Linked DNA regions of Homo sapiens: region 1 is linked to region 2. Evidence: chromatin loops called from intact Hi-C (ENCODE). Cell type or tissue: gastrocnemius medialis. All regions are shown on one strand.

Region 1 (2,500 bases), 510 kb after region 2:
GACCACTCCAGGTTAACTACACTTGCAACATCACACACACCATCCCTTTGAACTCCCTATTACCTTTTTTGTTGCTGCTGTTGTTGCTGTTGTTGTTTTTTGAGACAGAGTCTTGCCCTGTGGCCCAGGCTGGAGTGCAGTGGCACAATCTTGGCTCACTGCAACCTCCACCTCCCGGGTTCAAGCCATTCTCCTGGCTCAGCTTCCCGAGTAGCTGGCATTACAGGCTTGCACCACCGCACCCCGCTATTTTTTTTGTGTGTGTGTTTTTAGTAAAGGCGGCTTTCACCATGTTTGCCAGGCTGGTCTCAAACTCCCGACCTCAGGTGATCCATCTGACTCGGCCTCTCAAAGTGCTGGGATCCCAGGCATGAGCCACCGTGCCCAGCCCCCTATTACTCTTTGTACTAGTCAGGGCTCTCTTAGAGGGACAGAACTAATAGGAGATATATATATATATAGGAGTTTATTAAGTATTAACTTACACGATCACTAGGTCCCAGTATTAACCATCACACCCTTCCTCTTTTTATTTTTCTCCATAGTCTGTATTATCATCTGATATAATCAATATGTATATATGTATTCATCTATTTATTGCTATCTCCTGACACTAGAGTAAAAGCTCAGTGAGGGTAGATATATTATTTTGTTACTGATGCTTGATCCCTGATAGTTGCAAGTTAAATATTGGCTGAATGAATGAATGATACCGCTATCTTGTAATGGAAGATTTCGGAAAGTATTTTAATAACCATACAACCATGTGGGGGATATGAGAATCAGGGTGACACCACCCAAGGAGGTAAAGGGGTCAGAATAGAGAAGTCCTAGAGGTCTGAAGACAAATTTATCTATTTGATCATTTTGTAGAGAGCTAACCCTCTTCACTGGGTCAGCAACAATAGTGCATTAGTTTTGGCAATTGAAGAAAACCTAAACCTCATCTCAGGAATTCTATTGCTTTTTAAAAACCCATTTGTGGCCAGTTCTCATTCATGTTAATAGATCTCTCCTTTTCCTTTAAGGGCAGCAAAGCCAAAAAAAGTTACTTCAAGGGCCCAGAAAGGAACAACTAGCTAAATATAGACACATCATACTGTATGAAATAAAGACTGTGTAAGTCTGCCAAAATAAGATCCCATCAATGAGGAACATATTATGTTGTTCCTAGTTTCAACCTTGACATAGGAAAGTTTAAGAAACAGATTTGTAATTCTCTATTGCTTATGTAATAATTAGAAATCTTAAACGATCTGGTATTTGGACTGTCCTTTCAAAGAGCAACCTAGATATTTAAAGGCAGGGACTGGGACTACGTGACTCCAGACAAAAATATACTGTATCATACTGGAAGCTATGTATGCCTTCCCAGCTGCCGCAAGAACATTTGTCATGTGGTGACAGCATTCTTCTCACTTCTGATAGCTCACACACTCTCAAACTAGTATGCGTGCCCTTTGCTTTAGTTTCTGTGTCTTTGTGAAGTCAGTTTTCAAGAACCTTTGAGGACAGAACAACATAAGCAAGGTCTTAAGTCTCCTATTACTTTTTCAGACCACTGTAAAGTTAAGGATAAAATCAGTAGAGATTACATGTCAATGATAGGTAGTTTGAGGCTAGAGGTATGATGAAACCAAACACTTTAGGTGTGTGCAGAGTCTCACAATGCCAGGATTAAACATTAGCTTTGGATAGTAAGTAAAGCAGTCATTAAAAAATTGTTCTGGGGCCAGGCGCGGTGGCTCACGCCTGTAATCCCAGCACTTTGGGAGGCCGAGGCGGGCGGATCACGAGGTCAGGAGATTGAGACCATCCTGGCTAACAAGGTGAAACCCCGTCTCTACTAAAAACATAAAAAAATTAGCCGGGCGTGGTGGCAGGCGCCTGTAGTCCCAGCTAGTCAGGAGGCTGAGGCAGGAGAATGGCGTGAACCCCGCAGTGAGCCGAGATCGCGCCACTGCACTCCAGCCTGGGTAACAGAGCAAGACTCCGTCTCAAAAAAAAAAATGCCCTGGAAAACTTTATTTTATTTATTCTATTTTATTTTTGAGACAGAGTCTTGCTCTGTCACCCAGACTGGAGTGCAATGGCGCTATCTCGGCTCACGGCAACCTCCGCCTCCCGGGTTCAAGCGATTCTCCTGCCTCAGCCTCCCAAGTAGTTGGGACTACAGGTGCCTACCACTATGCCTGGCTAATTTTTGTATTTTTGGTAGAGACAGGGTTTTGCCATGTTAGTCAGGCTGGTCTCGAACTTCTGACCTCAGGTGATCCACCCGCCTAGGCCTCCCAAAGTGCTGCAATCACAGGCGTGAGCCACCGCGCCCAGTTCTGGAAAACTTTTAATTATAGCTCTCTCTCTCTCAGTGTAGATAAGTTAGACAGGAAATAATTCTATTTTACAAGATGGTGATATTTTTACATAGAAGCTGTAGAGGAAGAAAAATTAAGTGTAAACAGAGGGGAGGTACTTTGGAGGCAGACAATAGGTTAGCTCA
Region 2 (2,500 bases):
TTAAACTCCAATGGTAAAAGGCCAAGGCCAAAATTCAGGGCATTTTAAGACCTGTTAATCACTGGTATCATATCCAGGATTGTATTAAATAAATGCTAAGTGATAGTCTTTCATTTTGAAGTCACTATAGTGAAACTAATAAATTGTATACATGATGAAACTTTCTGAAACTACTGGGGTTTTTATTGACTTGTAACTGGCTACAAACTTTTATTAAAATACTATACAGTTTATTTTTAATGTCCGAATGTTAATCTTGTTTGTAACAGTATTAAGTTATGCAGAATTACTAAATAGGGAATAGGTAAGAAAGTAAGTCTTTATGAGTTTCAGAAATAAATTGAACGCTAAGATTTATTTTCTCTTCTAAATGTACAAGAGATAATACGGTAAAAAGATGACTGGTGTAATCTTTTAAAGAAAATAAAAGTTAACCATATTAGTAATCATTTAAAAAAGAAAAATGAAAACTTGACATTCTTTTAGAGTATTTTCATGTGCCAAATTTATGAATTTTCCCCATATCATTTAAATAATTAAAAGCAAAATAGTATTTGGGAATTACATTTTAAACTTCTCATGGTAGTTGTGAAACCAATTTTATAAAGAAAAAACATTGATTCAAATTTCAGTTTAAGGAATCTTAGCACGCCAACACATGTGATATTTTTGGAAAGCTGGTGCAGCTCAGATTGCCTTTCATTGAGAAATGCAACAGAGTACAGAAAGTCCTGGTTTCTACATTACATATTGTAATGCTCCCTAGAAACTCAGGCTTAGCAGCAAACTAGAGGATACATTTTCTTTTCTTCTTTCATATGCCATATTATCTTTGAATATTGTATACTTAGAAATAGCAATAGTTTGGCTGAATAGTTGTCTCTTTTACTTTCCTGGGTATTTAGAAATCATTTCCTGTTCTATATTGTATTTGAGTTTTAGTAGAAATCCTGGTGGTGGTGCTCTTTGACTTAAAAGATCCTGTAACCACCTATGAATAAAGTTATTTTTATATTAGCAGTAGTAGATTAAAAATAAGTTTTGAGCTTTAAGATAAAGGACATCACCACTGTATTACTTTGAAGGGCAGCTCCAAATAGCTACTCAAAAAGATATCCTGCAGCAGAAAAAAGCTTGGACTTGGGACACAGACAGATCCATGTGGCCCTGGGAATGTCACTTAACCACTGTGGGCCCAGTTTCTACATTTGTAAACTTGAACTAATCCCTGTCTCACAATATTTCATCTCAGTTGACTGATAAGACATCACATGTAAAGCCCCAGCACAAAGTCTAATACACAGTAGCTAAGCAGGTAACATTAGTCACTGTATTTCCCTAATCTTTATTTAATTAATATACTGTCTTGAATAGTATTAATAAAAATACAGAACCAGCATGAGACTGCATTTACTTTGGGGAATTTTTTTTTTTTTTTTTTGAGATGGAGTCTCACTCTATCGCGCAGGCTAGAGTGCAGTGGCGCAATCTTGGCTCACTGCAACCTCCACTTCCCTAGTTCAAGCAATTCCCCCACCTCAGCCTCCCAAGTAGCTGGAATTACAGGCGCCTGCTGCCACGCCCGGCTAATTTTTTTGTATCTTTAGTAGAGACGGGGTTTCACCATGTTGACCAGACTGGTCTCGAACTCCTGATCTCAGGCAATCCACCCACCTCCTGGCCTCCCAAAGTGCTGGGATTACAGGTGTGAGCCACTGCGCCTGGCCTGTTTTATTTATTTATTTTTTTAAGAGACAGGGTCTTACTCTGTCACCCACTCAGGCTGAAGCACAGTGGCACGATCATAGCTAACTGCAGCCTGGAACTCCTGGGCTCAAGCAATCCTCCTGCCTCAGCCTCCCACTGTAATCCCAAAGTGCTAGGATTACAGGTGTGAGCCACCACACCTGGCCTTGCATTTACTTTATACCTGGCGAGTCAGGGAATTGAAGAGAATCAACCTCATATTTTGAGTGTAAGTCAATTTTAATTTGTATAATTCTTGGTGAATTATATACAGTAATTGTAATTAGAACACATGTACCTTAGAAACTCCTTTTACATTTCATAATTTAACTTAAATTGCAACCCAGGGGTATAAGCATTGAATGTATTGTTTTTATCCTGTTTTACAAGTTAGAAAAATATCACTTTCTAAAGTGAGCTGACTTCTTCAAAGTAGAGATGAAACTTGAATTTGAACCTGTGGGCTCTAAATTTTGTGTGGGCTTCATGAGATCATGTTGCCTTCTCACAGAAATAAATGTTCTTTCCTTTTATAGTGACATGTTAGTGGATGGCTGGCCACTATAAGAAAAAGCTAACTCAAGAAGCTAAGATGGTCTATAAATATGATAAGAATTGAGTATTTACTGTTGAGAGATTATTCTTTCTCAAAATAACCCTAAGACCTTTCATACAATTAATGTATTTGTTATACTTCAGTGTGAAGTAGACTTGGTTTGAAATGAACTTTCTTTTCCTTAGGTTCTCTTTTTTG

What was found. Peaks named below come from ENCODE experiments on the same cell type or tissue, not always from the same donor. Only the 100,000 strongest peaks of a DNase experiment are listed, where the experiment ranks them.
Region 1: a loop joins it to region 2, with 15 times the contacts of the local background. A loop is called at or near these places in 1 of 110 quality-filtered maps.

Annotation. Positions count from the first base shown.
Region 1 is chr4:112,670,185-112,672,684 of GRCh38, reverse strand. No RefSeq gene overlaps it. Among named protein-coding and RNA genes, the nearest start is that of MIR302CHG, 21 kb to the right of the region's middle. In gastrocnemius medialis, no CTCF peak of the experiment used is centred here; a DNase peak (open chromatin) is centred at 1,392; H3K4me3 peaks cover 509 bases; H3K27ac peaks cover 2,500 bases.
Region 2 is chr4:113,177,513-113,180,012 of GRCh38, reverse strand. The region is part of intron 2 of ANK2 (ankyrin 2); the gene reads right to left. Among named protein-coding and RNA genes, the nearest start is that of MIR8082, 26 kb to the right of the region's middle. In gastrocnemius medialis, a CTCF peak has its summit at 960; a DNase peak (open chromatin) is centred at 682; H3K4me3 peaks cover 631 bases; H3K27ac peaks cover 2,500 bases.